2 separate regions of the Homo sapiens genome follow, and region 2 is linked to region 1. Evidence: read pairs that join two places in POLR2A ChIA-PET (ENCODE). Cell type or tissue: OCI-LY7. All regions are shown on one strand. Links, peaks and the distances in the headings refer to the core of each region. The heading gives the core; the rest is flanking DNA.

What was found. ChIA-PET counts read pairs that join two places held together with the same protein. Peaks named below come from ENCODE experiments on the same cell type or tissue, not always from the same donor. Only the 100,000 strongest peaks of a DNase experiment are listed, where the experiment ranks them.
Region 2: POLR2A ChIA-PET joins it to region 1 with 6 read pairs; 2 of 35 experiments call an interaction of 5 or more read pairs at or near these places.

The regions. Positions count from the first base shown.
Region 1 is chr11:73,987,727-73,996,614 of GRCh38, reverse strand. It overlaps the pseudogene DPPA4P3 and the pseudogene LOC100421622. Among named protein-coding and RNA genes, the nearest start is that of UCP2, 9.3 kb to the right of the region's middle. In OCI-LY7, for the core only: CTCF peaks have their summits at 6,206 and 7,284 (motif pointing left); DNase peaks (open chromatin) are centred at 654, 1,244, 4,934 and 7,259; H3K4me3 peaks cover 2,947 bases; H3K27ac peaks cover 5,631 bases.
Region 2 is chr11:73,799,957-73,808,844 of GRCh38, reverse strand. It overlaps MRPL48 (mitochondrial ribosomal protein L48), which reads right to left. Exons shown (of 8, transcript NM_016055.6): 2 at 3,766-3,818; 3 at 495-532. Among named protein-coding and RNA genes, the nearest start is that of MRPL48, 17 kb to the right of the region's middle. In OCI-LY7, for the core only: no CTCF peak of the experiment used is centred there; no DNase peak of the experiment used is centred there.

The DNA.
Region 1 (8,888 bases), core at 543-8,542:
CTTAGGATTTGTGCACTGTTTTATATGTGTTTTACTTCAATAAAAGTTTACTTTAGGCTGGGAGTGGTGGCTCATGCCTGTAATCCCAGCACTTTAGGAGGCTAAGGCGGGAGGGTTGCTTCAGTCTGTAAACAGATTTTTTTTTTAAGACAGGGTATCACTGTTACCCAGGCTGGAGTGCAGTGGCGTGATCACGGTTCACTGCAGCCTCCAGACTCCTGGGCCCAAGCAATTTTCCTGCCTCAGCCTCTCAAGTAGCTGGGACTACAGGCACCTGCCACCAGGCCCAGCTAATTTTAAAATTTTTTATAGAGACAGGGGCTCGCTTTGTTGCCTAGGCTGGTCTTGAATTTCTGGACTCAAGTGATCCTCCCACCTCAGCTGCCCAAGTCATTGGGATTACAGGTGCTAGCCACCATGCCTGGCTACTCTTGCTGGTTTAATGATGGGAAATCTTTCACCAAAAGTTTGCAAATTTTCATATGAGCATCTGGACAACTTTTTTAAAGACCTACAAAACGTTCAAAACACTGGTGAAAAAGAAGTACAGAATAGAGAGAAATTTTGATCAGGCACTTACTCTGAAAAGCACAACACTGTGTCTGTGTCTCAGTGATGTGGTCACACAACCAAAACAACCCAACTGTGGTTTTCTTCTCAGTATCTTACACTGTGAAAGCCTTCTTGATTTGGAACCTGTGACTTGCAGCAGAGTTCTAAACAAGAATTGTATATTGCTTGTTTCATGGCTCCTCTCACCAATGAATCCAAATCCATCAGAGTAGAGCTCCTCAGCATATTAGACCAGTTATCCAGAAGTCATCCCCAGAAGTCATATCCCCGTTTCTTTTACTTTCCAAAGGTACAAGATCTCAAAAACTGTCAAGATATATTTCACCATTGTTATTCTTGCTATATTATTATTATGTCTTGGAGTTATGATCCTTGAAGTAATTCATGCTTCACATGTGCTTACAATGTTGAATGATGGGATGAGAGAAATCTTTTCCATTTGATAAAATAAAACCACAAGGAGGGTTTGCTTGTGTCGTATGGGTGCCCATAAAGCATTGAAAATATTAAGGAGCAAAGTGGATTTGCAGGATTTCTGTGGATATGTCACTATGCTGTACCATCTCATCAACGCAAACAGAAAGTGTGGTGATGCTTCTGATGAAAAAGGAAAACCTGATTTGACTTCCTGCTTTGAGCAGATGAGAGGACAGAGTCATTTGAAATGGTCATTGAGGAAGCAACCACAGATTCAACAACATAACAGAAATCTTAGGTTGCTACAACAGAAACAGACTGGGTTCCTCTTGAGCTATGCTTGTAATTCCACTGTTTAGCTCTGAATTCAATGAGTTTGTAGGAAAACAGTCACACTACAAACCTTGCAGAAAAGAAAGCCTTCAAAAACTCTTACTTTCCAGTAGAAAACTATATATGTTCTTAACTTTATTCACTCATTCTAGGAAGTTGCTTTAACACTAGATATTCACATTCAGGCTGGTTTTTCCAGTTTTCTTTACCTAAATCTTAAGTTCTACTTCTTGAAAAGAATGTAATGTGTAGAGATGGCATCTTATCAGAATGGAGAGATGGTCACCTTCCTCACTTCTCTCTGCTAATCTTCATTGGTATTAATTTTTTCACATAACTTGTTATTCACACTTTGTGTCTTTTTTCTTAAATACCTTTAAGAAAAAAGCTTTTATAAAGCTTTTATAAAGCTTTATACTGCCAGGCACTAAAAAGAATCCTGCTGGTGCAGAATAATTTAGGCTTAAATTATGTTCAAAGTGTGTTGTGTTGTAGTTTGGGTAACATTTAGTATTGTCTGGTGTCTTGATCATTATAACACATCCTAATTCAACAAAGAGCTTTTTAGCAAAAAGCACTTACTATATTTTTTACCTTGAGACAATCTGCATTTTTTTATAAATCTAAGGATAAACTTTATAGACTTTATGATAACTGTTAATGTAATGTCATTATGAATATTGGTGATTTTCAGTGTTAGTTTGTCAAACGTATATCTGGTTTAATTTTATATTTTGTTACCTACACTCTGGAGGATAATGGAGATTTTATTCTTCCTGTGAAAAGGCTTCTTGGTATTTAAAGTAGCAAAAGTATAAAATAATGAACATCCAGTATTGAGAAATGATATGATGGAACATTAAAAATTCCTGTGGATATTTATAAATTATATGTCAGTTAAACCTTGTCAAAGGTATGCAAATCAGCATACCTTAAGCTTGTTTTAGAAGGTCTCAACTCAGACTATGAAGATTCACTGACATCTTATAAGAAGCCTTGGAAAACATTCTCTTTTTTTTTTTTGCTGAGACGGAGTCTCACTCTGTCACCCAGGCTGGAGCGCAGTGGCATGTTCTCGGCTCACTGCAACCTCTGCCTCCTGGGTTCAAGCGATTCTCCTGCCTCAGCCTCCCCAGCAGCTGGGACTACAGGCATGTGCCACTGCGCCCAGCTAATTTTTGCATTTTTAGTAGAGACAGGGTTTTGCCATGTTGGCCAGGCTGTTCTGGAACTCCTGACCTAGTGATCTGCCTGCCTCGGCCTCCCAAAGTGCTGGGATTACAGGCATGAGCCACTGCCCCTGGCCATTGCTTTTTAACCCATTTCGAATTTATTCAAAGTGCAACAAGCCATCCTTAAGAGAATGCTAAAATGGGCCAGGCGTGATGGCTCACGCCTGTAATCCCAGCACTTTGGGAGGCCGAGGTGGGTGGATCATTTGAAGTCAGGAGTTCAAGACCAGCCTGGCCCACCTTTACTAAAAATACAAAAATTAGTCAGGTGTGGTGGCAGGGTGGCAGGTGCCTGTAGTCCCAGCTACTCCAGAGGGTGAGGCAGGAGAATCGCTTGAACCCAGGAGGTGGAGGTTGCAGTGAGCCAAGGTTGTGCCACTGCACTCCAGCCTGGGCAACAGAGTGAGACTCTGTCTCAAAAAAAAAAAAAAAAAAGAGAGAGAGAGAGAATGCTAAAATGGTCTAATTTGCATTTTGGTTTTTTTCCTTTTATTTTTTAGAGACAGAGTCTTGCTCTGTTGCCCAGGCTGGAGTGCAGTGGTGTGATCACAGCTCACTGCAGCCTCAACCTCCCAGGCTCAACCTCCTGAGTAGTTTGGGTGATCCTCCCACCTCATCCTCCTGAGTAGTTGGGACCACAGGAACACACCACCATGCCCAGCTAATTTTTTTTTAATTGTTTGTAGAGATGGGGGATCTCCCTATGTTACCCAGGCTGGTTTTTGATTCCTGGGCTCCAGTGATACTCCCTCCTTGCCCTCCCAAACCACTGGGATTACAGGCATGAGCCACCACACCTAGCCATTTTCTCCCCATTTTTGTTAACAGTTTTATTGAAATATAATTCATAATAGCATACAATTCATCCATTCAAAGTGTACAATTCAGTGATTTTTGGTGTATTCACAGAGTTGTGCAACCACCACCACAATCAATTTTAGATCATTTTCACTGCCTCAAAAACAAGCCCCCATACCCATTAGCTGTCATGATCAATCTCCCCATTCCCTGAAGCCCTACCATCTGTCTTTATATATTTGCCTGTTCTGGACATTTTATATACATGGAAACACAATGTGTGGTCTTTCATGACTGGCTTCTTTTACTTAGCATAATGTTTTCAAGGTTCATCCACGGTATAGCATGGATCAGTACTTCATTCCTTTTCTTCTTTTTTTTTTTTTTTTTTTTTTTTTTTGAGATGAAGTCTTGCTTTTGTCACCCAGGCTGGAGTGCAGTGGCACAATCTCGGCTCACTGCAAGCTCTGCCTCCTGGGTTCACGCCATTCTCCTGCCTCAGCCTCCCGAGTAGCTGGGACTACAGGCGCCCACCACCACGCCTGGCTAATTTTTTGTATTTTTAGTAGAGACGGGGTTTCATCGTGTTAGCCAGGATAGTCTCAATCTCCTGACCTCATGATCCGCCCGCCTCGGCCTCCCAAAGTGCTGGGATTACAGGCGTGAGCCACCATGCCCGGCCACTTCATTTCTTTTCATTGCTTGGATATACCACATTTTATTAGCATATATCCGTTCCGCAATTGATGGATGTTTGGGTTATTTCCATTTTTTTGGCAAACGTATTTTTTAAACAATGTTTATATGTAAGTCTGCTGCTCACTTTGGGTTTTTCTTTTCACAGAATTTTTTAAAACTTTTTTAGAGATGTGGGGTCTCACTATGTGGTCCAGACTAAACTCAAACTCCTGGGCTCAAGTAATCCTCCTGCCTCAGTCTCCTGAGTAGCTGGGACTATAGGTGTGAGCCACTGTGCCCGGCTTCTTTTCATAGACTCTTTATGGAAAAATAGAATTTGTTTCCATCTTGGTAGCAATGGTTACTGCATACCTTCACTCTGATTTGAGAATTTTTGGACCAAGCTCTGCTTCTTCTCTGAGTATGGAGAAGGCAAAAGGCAGGGAGTGGACCTCCTCAGAGAAGTCGAGGGAAGAGGATCAGCAGGCTTCTAATCAACCAAACACAATTGCTTTGCCAGGAACATCAGCAAAGGGAACCAAAGGACAAATTTCTGCTAAAGGTGAAAAAGCGCTCTGCCCAAAGAAGGCAGCAGAGTATAGGGACAACCCCAAACCTCAGAAGAAGATACTAATCCCTTCATTACCCTCTAAACCGCAACCTGTTAATCGGCTTCACCGGGACATTCTGTGGGCCTGGTGTCTATAATTAAAGGCAAAGCCACACAGGCCTTTGGTGCCAGAAATAAGCTCCTGTGTGCCTTTGCCTATCCAAATCAAAAGAATTTTCCTAGCACAGCAAAAGAGGCCAGAATCCGGAAATCATTACCAAAACAATCAAAGGTGGACAAAGGGGAAATTACCCCGAAAAGCCCTGAGGAGACACATCCTCCTAAAGTAGCTCTTCCCCCTGGGGAGGGGTTGCCTGACCTAGAAGAGTCTGCTGCTCTCCTTGAGGGAGTTAATACAGTTGTGGTGACAACTTCTGCCCCAGAAGCTTCGCTGGCCTCCTGGGCCAGAAATGCAGCCAGGGAGAAGGCACCAGAAGCAGTGGGATCTCCACATGAGGCCCATGGTGTCAGGTGGCTAGTGTCCATGGGAGAAGACTCCCTGCAGACACAGATGGTTGGCTTCACCTCCAGTTTCATGCTGGACAAGGCTGGGTTCCAGAAAAGCAAGAAGGGAGAGTGAGTGCACTCTTTTTGCTTCCTGCCTCCAATTTTCCACCCCATAACTTGAAGACAATATGTTGTGCCCCAAATGCGTTCACAGGTACAAGGTCTTAATAAAAAGCCTCCGGTGGGAATAGAATATCAGGAAAAAGACCACATCTGTGGTAATTAATGGCAGAAAGGCTGGACAGTTGATTCCGTGGTGCTGCTGACAGGTGAACTCTGGTCCTCTCCACACCTGCTTATGGGCCATGCAGACTGGTGGGGTGGCAGATGTTAGCCTAAGACCCCTAGCAGTGACTGCTGCTTCGTGGGTGGACATAAAAGACTCTTAAGTTTAAAAATGGAAAAACATTTTACAAATTACCATAAATTCTAGTTAACACATAGAAAAACTCATTCATACTACCCTTCTAAAATAGAAATGACTTCAGCAGCTCTTTTAAGTGGGAACCTCTTCAGCTGAGCATTGTGAAGGAGTTGAGAAAACAAACAGCAGTTTGCTCCTGTGCTCAATTTCCCTGACCCAAATGCTGACTACTTTAGGAGCTGCTTCATTCCAATTGCAATTACATAAAATGTAAAGTATTTTAAGGCAAAGAAAGGCTGTTAATTCTCTCCTTCCCCAAAACACGTGATTTTCAATATTCAAAACAATATTTTTCAAAGTTCTCTTAATAACCTGCGATTTCTACAGGTTGGCTCCAGGATAAAAACACGAGGCACTTTGTATTACTTCGCTTATAATTCTTTTGTTTATTTCCAGTATTTAAAATGTTTAAGGTTACTTCCCGTTCATACATACATAATACATTGAATAGAAAATGTGTTTATTAGCAGATTCTCCATAAACAAAAATAAGATGTGTTTATAAAATAATTCATCTATTGTATTTAGGGAACTGTATGTATTGCATGCAAATTATTGTTAGTGTTCTTAAAGTAGGATTAAACCAAAAAGCATGACTTTTCTTTTGCATAACTCATTTGTTTGTTTCTTTATCAGTTGGTGGTATGGGTTGGATCGTTTGTTTTTATTTATTTATTATTATTATTTTGAGACAGTCACTCAAGCTGGAGTGCAGTGGCGCCATCTCAGCTCACTGCAACCTCCACCTCCCAGGCTCAAGAGATTCTCATGCCTCAGCCCCTGGAGTAGCTGGGATTACAGGCGTGTGCCACCATGCCAAGCTAATTTTTGTGTTTTTAGCAGAGATGGGGTTTCACCATGTTGGCCAGGCTGGTCTCTAACTCCTGGCCTCAAGTGATCCACCTCCCTCAGCCTCCCAAAGTGCTGGGATTACAGATGTGAGACACCACACCCGGCCCATCTCATTTGTTTTTAAAACCACTTTATTTAGGTATGATTGATGTACAAAAAGCTGTATATATTTAATGTATCCAATTGAGTGTAATTAATTTTTAATATTTTTTGTACTTCCTAAATGTATAGTCCCATGAGTCTGGGAAGAGATCTGTTTTTCACTTGTGTTTTAATGGCAGTTTCCAACATTGTTTTGTTATTACAAGTAGGTGATTTTTTTCCCCTTTAATTAAGATATTAAAAATAATGTGCTGATGGCCAGGCATGGTGGCTCACGTCTGTAATCCCAGCACTTTGGGAGGCTGAGGCGGGTGGATCACTTGAGATCAGGAGTTCAAGACCAGCCTGGCCAACATGGCAAAACCCTGTCTCTACTAAAAATGCAAAAATTAGCTGGGCGCAGTGGCACATGCCTGTAATCCCAGCTGCTCGGGAGGCTGAGGCAGGAGAATCGCTTGAACCCAGGAGGCGGAGGTTGTGGTGAGCGGAGATCGCGCCACTACACTCAAGCCTGGGCGACAGAGCGAGACTCCATCTCAAAAAAATAAATAAATAAAATAATAATAATAATAGTGCACTGAAAGGAGTGGCGGAGTTGGGAAATTCGTAACCATCATAATATACATGTAATAGGTTTGGGAAAGAATCCTCAAAAATGTTAAAGCGAGGGAGGAAAGTTTGTTGAGAAGCAAGATGTTTTCATGGTCTCATAGTGTTGTTCCCTTCCGCCCCCTCTTGGTTGTTGGTGGTCAGAATTGTTTAGTGTAATAAATAATATGGACATTTAAAAAATTGTTTTTTGCTTAGTTGCCGTACGAATTAATATAAAATTGAATTTGATGTTTACAAACCAAGGATTTTGGTTTTAGGTTAGAATTACACTTAGAATCATTAAGGCTATGTCTTCAGATCAAAACATTCTAGTGATAAACCTACGATAGGGACATACTCTGGACAGGCATGGCGGCTCATGCCTGTAATCTCAGCCCTTTGGGAGGCTGAGGTGGGAAGTATTGCTTGAGATCAGCCTGAACTACATAGCGAGACTCTATCTCTACAAAAAAATTTTAAAATGAGCTGGGTGTGGTGGTGACCGCCTGTAGTCTCAACTACTCTGGAGGCTGAGATGGAAGAATCACTTGAACTCAGGAGTTTGAGACTGTAATGAACTCTGATCTCTGATTGTGCCACTGCATTCCAGCCTGGGTGATATAGCAGGACCCTATCTAAAAATAAATAAATAAAAATAAAATAAAAGATGTAATCTTAGGCAAACTGATCTTAAATTATGCTAGTACACTTTTAAAAAATAATTGAATAAGTTTCAAAGGTTGTCTTCGGTCATTAATTCGTTTAGTATCTCAAATGTTAATTAGAATAATTGGTATCACTTTTTAGATTTTTTGAGTTACCTTCCTTAGGAAGTCTGTGCCATGTTATAATTTAATTTAGTTCTTCTATAGTATAATTGTTTACTAGTTTAAAACTGTACCCTAAGTGACCAAATAAGATATCTGGCAAACAAAGAATTTGAGAATGTTATTACGTAAATACTTTCGCTGACTTTTTCTTCTTTATAAAACTAGTTGTAGCCAGGCACTACACATAGTAGCTACAGGCACGGTTCGTGCCTTAATCCCAGCTACTCAGGAGGGTGAGGTGGGAGGACTGCTTGAGTCCAGGAGTTCAAGGCTGCAGTGAGCTATGATCATACCACTGCACGCCAGCCTCGGCAACAGAGCGAGATCCTATCTCTAAAAATAAAATAACAAAACAGACTATGTGTGGCTTAACTTCTATAAATATATGTCTTCCTTAAGAGTGTTAATATAAGCATGTGTTCAATACTATGGCCTATATATAGGATTTAATATTTTTCACCAGGTTGGCATTGTCAGTGCTGTGTTTGGGGTAAATATAATAGTTTTCTACTTTGTCTTACATGAGGTACAAACTAAAAGTATGTTATAAAGATTTGTCTATATAAGAAAACTAGGGTCAGGCATGGTGGCTCACGCCTGTAATCCCAACATTTTGGGAGGCCGAGGCGGGTGGATCACCTGAGGTCAGGAGTTCAAGACCAGCCCAGCCAACATGGTGAAACTCTGTCTCTACTAAAAATACAAAAATTAGCTGGGCGTGGTGGCAGGTACCTGTAATCCCAGCTGCTCGGGAGGCTGAGGCAGAAGAATCGCTTGAACCCGGGAGGTGGAGGTTGCAATGAGCCCAGATCATGCCATTGCACTCCAGCCTGGGCAACAAGAGTGAAACTCGGTCTCAAAAAAAAAAAAAAGAGAAGAAGAAGAAAGAAAACTAGGTGGAGTGTGGTGGCTTGCACCTATAATCCCAGCACTTTGGGAGGC
Region 2 (8,888 bases), core at 439-8,438, 190 kb after region 1:
CTCAAGCGATTCTCCTGCTTCGGCCTCCCGAGTAGCTGGGATTACAGGCGCCTGCCACCACGCCCAGCTAATTTTTTGTATTTTTAGTAGAGACAGGGTTTCACCATGTTGGCCAGGCTGGTCTCGAACTCCTGACCTCAGGTGATCCGCCCGCCTCGGCCTCCCAAAGTGCTGGGATTACAGGCGTGAGCCACCGCACCCGGCCTCACAGCCTGCTCATTTTTTAAGGTGAGGAAACCAAGCTACAGAGAAATAGCCAAAGATCAAATAAATATGTAGTACAGTTGGAATCCAAACTTACTGTAGAGCTCTTGCTCTTAGCCACTACTTGATGTTCTCACCCATGGTTCTATTCCATGCTCACATGGAGGGGTGGGGTTTGGTTCAGGCCACTGTTCTCAAAGATATGGTAGGCTTCCTTCTAGGCAAAATTATTATAGAGTGCTAAAGGGTCACTTAAAGCAGGCCAACTACATCAGGTAAAAACTGCTTACCTACAGAATAGATGGGCTTCTCTCCTGAAGTTCTAAACCTAAAAGGAGGGAGAAAGTATGTTCAATACAATTAGAAACCCATATTTTATTTGCATAGTTTGCAAAATTTATATTCTATCACTAAAGATGCATCAATGCTGTTTCCTTACTCCTTCTTTCCTTTCTTCCTTCCACAAACTTTAATAAGGACCTGATGTGTGCCAAAGTGCCACATCCTGAGAATGCAAATATAAGTAAGATGTCTCTATCCATGGTCTAGTTGGGAAAGGTGCTGGTAAACGAATGTGAGCCACAATATAGTATTGATCCAGAACAGAAACATACAAAATTAAATAGGACACAAAGGAAAGTATGGTCACTCCTACTAGGGAGGTGAAACTATTTTGAGGTGAGTTTTAAAAAACGAAGAAGTGGCCGGGCGCAGCGGCTCACGCCTGTAATCCCAGCACTTTGGGAGGCCGAGGCAGGCAGATGACCTGAGGTCAAGAGTTCGAGACTAGCCTGCCCAATATGGCGAAACCCCGTCTCTACTAAAAATACAAAAAATTACCCGGGTTTGGTGGTGGGCACCTGTAATCCCAGCTAATCGGGAGGCTGAGGCAGGAGAATCACCTGAACTTGGGAGGCGGAGGTTGCAGTAAGCCAAGATCGTGCCACTGCACTCCAGCCTGGGCAACAAGAGCGAAACTCCATCTCAAAAAAAAAAAAAAAAAAAAAAAGATAATAATACTACAATCTAATGGGACTGAAAATGTATCTTAAACTCTGAGTCAGTTTCCTCTTTTGCAAAATGATATTTATATTTGCCTTGTAGTGTTTTTTGTGAAGATTAGAGATAACGAAAAATAGCTAGTATGGTGCCATAGGAGGTGCTTATCAAATAGTAGTTGACTGATTAAGATGGGATAATAGATTAAGATGGAACGGGATACTATCACATTTGGGATTAAGAAAAAAAAAAAGAAGATGGAAGGGAAATAAAGGGAGAAAGCCCTCAATAAATGTTAAGGACTCAAGAAATCATCCAGGATCATGAGTGCCGAGTAGTTCGGGAAGATGTACAATACATTATTTTATATCCTGTGGCTGTCACACAAAAGACACTTGGTGCATATTTGCTGCTGAACAGAGAAATAAACCACCAAATGTATTTCATCACACTTAGAGAAAAACAATGGGGAGCCTGGGCACGGTGGCTCATGCCTGTAATACCAGCACTTTGGGAGGCTGAGGAGCATGGATCACTTGAGGTCAGGAGTTCGAAACTAGCCAGGTCAACATGGTGAAACCCCATCTCTACTAAAAATAGAAAAATTAGCCAGACATGGTGGTGGGCGCCTGTAACCCCAGCTACTCAGGAGGCTGAGGCAGGAGGATTGCTTGAACCTGGATGGTAGAGGTTGCAGTGAACTGAGATAGTGCCACTGCACTCCAGCCTGGGTGAAAGAGATTCTGTCTCAAAAAAATAAAGAAAAAAGAAAAACAATGGAGAGCAATCTATACACAGAACAGTTTAAAAAAAAAAAGACAACTTGGATTTGAATCCTAATTCCAACCCAAATTAGCTCCATCATATTAAAACAACAGATTAAACTCTCTGGACCCCAGTTATTTATATAAAATTGAGATAATATCATCTGTTTTACCAGGTCACTATGAAGGTCAATTCATTCATTTAACAAATATTTATTAAATGCCTACTATGTGTCAGATACCATCGTAGGCCTAGGAATAGGGCAGTATCCCCATGATGCTTATTTTTAAGGGGCAAGGAAAGACAGTTAAACATTTTTATATATAAAAAATGAGTCAGATGGTGACATCTGCTATAAAGAAAAAGCAAAGTATAAAGGAACAGAGATTGATGGAGGGGTGTATATTTTACATAGAGTAGTCAGGGAAGGCCTCTTGGATGGGATGACATTTGGACAGAAACCTGAAAAAAGTATAGGACAAACCATATGGATATCTGAGGAAAGAATATGCACAGATCCTGGGGTGGGAAGGTGCTTAGATTATCAAGGAATAGCAAACCACAGCACAGCTAATGCTGAGTAAGTAGTATAAAATGAGGATACAGATTATGGAAGGTCCTATAGGCCATGGTAAAGATTGCAGGTTTTAGTTTGAGTAAGATGGGATACCACTGGAGAATTTGGAGCAAAGGAGTGATGTGAGCTAACTTGGCTTTAAAAGAATCATTCTTATGTTCATAATGTTAGGTCTCTTTAAAAAAAAAAATCACTCTGCTTTACTGTGAAGAACAGAAGACAAAGGTAAACTAGGGAGACCAGTTGGGAGGCAAAGTGATGGTAGTAAAGGCAATGAGAAAATAAGGAGCTGGCCCCTAGTGGTTTAGCATAACAGAAAGCATGAGGCAAAAACTGGAGAAAGAAATGGTTCTAGGTCTGGCACAGTGGCTCATGCCTGTAATCCCCTCACTTTGGGCAGATCACTTGAGCCCAGGAGTTCAAGACCAGCCTGGGCAACATGGCAAAACCCTGTCTCCACAAAAAATACAAAAACGAATGGGGCATGCTAGTACATGCCTGTAGTCCCAGCTACTTGGGAGGCTGAGGTAGAAGAACCACTTGAGCATGGGAGGTCAAGGCTACAGTGAGCTGTGATCATGCCACTGCACTCCAGCCTGGGCAACAGAGGTAGACTCTGCCTCAATTAAAAAAAAAAAAAAAAAGGTTCTGTTTATATTTCAAAAGTAAAGCCAACAAGTTTTGTTGAAGAATTAACAGCATCTGGCTGGACGCGGGGGCCCACACCTGTAATTCCAGCAATTTGGGAGGCCGAGGCAGGCAGATCACCTGAGGTCTGGAGTTCAAGACCAGCCTGGCCAACATGGTGAAACCCCATCTCTACAAAAATACAAAAATTAGCTGGGCATGGTGGCAGGTGCATGTAATGCCAGCTACTTGGGAGGCTGAGGTGGGAGAATCATTTGAACCTGGGAGGTAGAGGTTGCAGTGAGCCAAGATCACGCCACTGCACTCCAGCCTGGGTGACAGAGTGAAACTCCATCTCAAAAAGAAAAAAAAAAAAAAAGAACAGCATCAAAGATTAACTGCAAGTATTTTGGCCTCAGCAACTAGATGAATGGAGATGCTATTAACTGAGAATGGGGAAGGAGCAAGGTGGCAGGGGAGATGCATGATGTGCTTATAGACATGCAAGTAAATATGATGAAAAAATGCTGTGTGAACTATGAAGCCAAAGGCAAATGTTACCTATATTTAATTATTGTTTTTAATATTCTTACCTTAAGAGAGAAAAGGCTTGCTTAAAAATGGTATTGTTCCTCAGGCACAGCACCTACAGCAAAACAGCCATGTTAGGACAATCTTAAGCATTTATAGACCTCCAAGTATGTCTTCTCAGAGAGGCAAGAAACCCACAGTACACAAACCAGAAAAGGACAAAAAGGCTCTTATCTAACAAAGAAGCTACCCTACAATTAACACCAAGCATGCAAACAAACCAAGGTCATCATTCTCATTCCACCCACTACAGTAAATGCTCAAAAAACAGAAGTCCCCCTCCCACACTGCTTTTTCACTGTTTACCATTTCCAACTTAATCTATTTTTTTCTAATATCAATCAATAATTAGTATGCATCTGCCATGCACAGCATCATGAGAGGGGCTTTATTAAATCTTCTTTAATTCTGAAAACACTGCAAGACAATTTCGTAAGTAAAGCAACTGAGACCCAGAGAGGTTATATTCCAAAAAATTATACCTAATAAGCTGCTAAGAGGACTGACTTAATGGCCAGGTGCGGTGGCTCATGCCTGTAATCCCAGCACTTTGGGAGGCTGAGGCGGGCAGATCACGAGGTCAGGAGTTCAAGACCAACCTGACCAACATGGTATTGTCTCTACTAAAATTACAAAAATTAGCCGGGCATGGTGGTGCATGCCTGTACTCCCAGCTACTCAGGAGTCTGAGACAGAAGAATCACTTGAACCCAGGAGGCGGAGGTTGCAGTGAGCAGAGATTGCGCCACTGCACTCCAGCCTGGGCCATAAAATGAGATTCCGTCTCAAAAAAAAAAGAGGACTGACTTACTACAAAAGCTATGCCTCTATTATAGTACACTGTCTCTCTCAATAACAGTGATAGGCTGGGCACGGTGGCTCATGCCTATAATCCCAGCACTTTGGGAGGCCAAGGTAGGTGGATCACGAGGTCAGGAGTTCAAGACCAGCCCGGCCAAGATTGTGAAACCACGTCTCTACTAAAAATACAAAAATTAACCAGGCATGGTGGCGGGCATATGTAATCCCAGCTACTCAGGAGGCTGAGGCAGGAGAATCCCTTGAACCCAGGAGGCGGAGGTTGCAGTGAGCCGAGATCTCGCCACTGCAGTCTAGCCTGGGCAACAGAGCAAGACTCTGTCTCAAAAAAAAATTAAAATATAAAAATAAAATTAAAAAATGACAGTGATAATGATACTTCACAATGGAGGTAAGAACAAAAAAACAAATATAATGATAGCAACTGCAGCCTCAATCTCCTGGACTCAAGCAATTCCCTTGCTTCAGTCTTCCAAACAAACGTCTGTTCTTTTGTTTGTTTGTTTGTTTTACGGGAAAGAAACAAAAAAAAAGTCTGTTCTTAAGGTCCCATAACATAAAGAGAAAATCCTGCCCACTATGGATAACAATTTTAATTCTTTCAACATGGATGTATGAAAAGTCTAGTATGCAAAAACAAGGAAAATCTGAGAAACTATCAGTCAAGAGGAGCCTACGGAAAAGACGACGATTAAATAAAATATAATATCCTGAATGGGATCTGCAACAGAAAAAGGACACTAGAGAAAAAGTAAGGAAATCTGAATAAAGTATGGACACTAGCTAATATACCAATATTGGCTCATTAATTATAAAAAAAAAAATCACTCTAGGCCAGGTGTGGGGGCTCACGCCTGTAATCCCAATACTTGAGGAGGCTGAGGCAGGCAGATCACTTGAGGCCAGGAGTTCAAGACCAGCCTGGCCAACATGGTGAAACCCCGTCTCTCCCAAAAATACAAAAATTAGCCAGGGGTGGTGGTGCGTGCCTGTAGTCCCAGCTACTTGGGAGGAGGCTGAGGCAGGAGAATCGCTTGAACCTGGGAGGCAGGGGTTGCAGTGAGCAGAGATCATACCATTGCACTCCAGTCTGGGCAACAGAGCAAGACTCTGTCTCAAAAAATAAATAAATAAATCACACTAATGTAAAGATAATAGTAATAGGGGAACTTGGGATATATGGGAACTCTGTGTACTGTCTTTGCAAGTTTTCTGTAAATCTAAAACTATTCTAAAATAAAGCTTATTTTTAAAAAGTCTATTATAAGCCAGGTGTAGTGGCTAATGCCTACAATCCAAGCATTTTGGGAGGCCAAAGTAGGAAGATCACTTGAGCCTAGGATTTTGAGACCAGCCTGGCCAACATAGGAAGACCCTTTCTCTACAAAACAAAAAATTAGCCAGGCGTGGTGGTGCACACCTGTGATCCCAGCTACTCAGGAGGCTGAGGTAGGAGGATCACTTGGACCCAGAGGGCTGAGGCTGCAATAAGCCGTGACTGTGCCATTGCACTCTGGCCTGGGGTGACAGAATGAGACCCTGTCTCAAGTTAAAAAAAAAAGAAAAAAAAAAGCTTATATGCCAACTGCTGTGCTGAATGTTAAAGAGAATATAAAAACAAAATGTAACTACAGGGATGAATCTTGAAAACATTATACTAAATAAAAGAAACCAGTCACAAAGGACCAAATATTACATGATTCTATTTCTGTGAAATATCCAGAATAGTGAAATCTATGGAGAAAGGAAGTCAATTAGTGGCTGCCTGGGGCTGGAAGGGCTGGGGAGCTGTGGATGACTGCTAAGGGGTATGGAGTTTTTTTTTGGGATGATGTTCTCAAACTGTAGTAATGGTTGTACAATTCTGTGAATATAATAAAAGCTACTGAATTCCACACTTTAAATAGGTGAATTGTAGGTTATGTGAACTATATTTCAATAAAGCTATCAAAAAATGTATGCACAATCTCTGTCCTTCAGGCATCTGGATGGCTGGAGACACAGACATACATTTGTATTAAACAGCTAAGCAATATTGCAGGCATTGTATGAAGTCAAAATAGGTGGTGCGAACAACAAGCACACCTGGCAGGAAATCCAGGGGGAGATGGCTAAGAGAAATCCTTAGCTTTTGCAGAGTTACAGACGTTGCTGAGGATCTGCTCAGTCATGAACCCTCTTCCTAGACAAATGCATATAAGCAAGGATATATAAAGAGTTTGCCTACTACTTCAGGAGATTCACCAAAACTCTTATCATCACCCAAGAACCCCTATGCTAAACCAAGAGATCCTCAGAGCAAGGGTCATGTCACTTTCCTCTCAGGCACATTGTAGACAATCAAGGTTTGTTCTGATGAATAAATGATTAGAAAGAAGTGAATAAATGATAATCATTGCTACCATATATTAAGCACCGACATCTACTTTGTTGAGCACCTACCATGTGTCTAAATCATAATACCTTTACAAGATAAGCATTATTATCACCACTTTACAGTTGAGGAAACAGATTAAGTAACCTACCCAAAGTCACACAACTACTATTGAAGCTAGCCTAGGGTCTTGGGTTTCTCTGACACCAAAATCCATAATTTCCCCACTATTCTACACCTTTTCTCACATAAATGAAGATGTTAGTGCTTAGGAAATTAGGAGGCGGAAAGATAAAACTTAAGAAAAGTCTCCCAGAGGATGTAAAACCATGAAGATTGGGAAGGATGTGAATAGACAGAAGGGCAAAATGTGCAGATGATCCCAGAAGCACAATTGAATCAGGTACTAAAAGACTTTGTAAAGTATGTGTGCAATACACTTAACCTAATATTGGTCAGCATAAAAGACAGAGTAGGAAACTGGGGCCCCAGGAGAGGTCAGGCCAGCTCCCCCAACCACTAGCTATGTACTTTGAAGTTAGATCAGAGGACTCTAAAGTCTCTCCAGGGCCGGGATCTATTAACCATGACAAACAATAGAAATGAGAGTGAACAGAATATATTTTTAAATGGGTCACTTCATATAGAAGAGGGACTGGATGGGAAAAAAAGATCAAAATGAGACTGCTTTCTCATTTTAATTGTTCAGATTTCTGAGTCTGTACAATAACCAAGGTTTTAATTATCTAAAAGCCAGGCTTAAGAATTGACAACTTTCGGCCAGGCCCAGTGGCTCACGCCTGTAATCCCAGCACTTTGGGAGGCCGAGGTGGGCGGATCACCTGAGGTCCGGAGTTTGAGACCAGCCTGACCAACATGGAGAAACCTCGTCTCTACTAAAAATACAAAATTAGCCGGGCGTGGTGGCGCATGCCTGTAATCCCAGCTACTCCAGAGGCTGAGGCAGGAGAATGGCTTGAACCCGGGAGGCGGAGGTTGCTGTGAGCCGAGATCACGCCATTGCACTCCAGCCTGGGCAACAAGAGCGAAACTCCATCTCAAAAAAAAAAAAAAAAAAGAAAAAGAAAAAAGAGTTGACAACTTTCTGGAAGACATTCAAATTATGGTATGAACTCTCCCGGTCAGCTCTGGGAAATGTGCTTCCTCTCCCCTGCAATGCTTGGCATTATTTATCCAGACAAAAGTAATCTATTTTGGGACTGTATCTACAATTACCCTCTCCTCCCCATCAGCAAATGAAGAGCAGCTCTGGCCCTGCAAGTGGAAGAGGAGGATGGTGACGCCAGCGAATGAATGAATGAGGACACAGATGCTGCACTGGGTAACAAAAATACTCCCATGAGCCAGGAACCAAGCAAGGACTGCACAACTACCAAAAAACTGAAGTCACAGGGCAAAATCTAGAGCATGTGAGTAGCTTAAGACATCAGAGTCTGGAGTGGGTGGTGAGAGCAGTGGGTCAGGGGTCTTTGATGCAAGCAACTGAGAGCTGTTTCATGAAAGTAACAGAATATATTTGTGTATTAATAAATATTATTTAAAATAGCATTGTTACTACCATTTATTGAGTCCTATTTACTAGGCACTTTACGCATACTATTTGTCTTTTTAATTTTTTTTTTTTAAGAGACCGGATCTTACTATATTGCCCATGCTGTCTCGAACTCCTGGCCTCAAGCAATCTTCCTGCCTTGGCCTCCCAAAATGCTGGGATTACAGGAGTGAGCCACCAGGCCTGGCCCATATTATTTCAATTAATTGTTACAGCAACCCTCTCTGATGGGGCATTATTGAGATAACTGGCTCTATTTTACACAGGAAAAAAAAGTTTATGTAAATTGCCCAAAGTTATAGGTTTGGTAAGAGAAATTCAAACCCAGGTCTGCCTGAATCCAAAGTCCATCCCTTCTA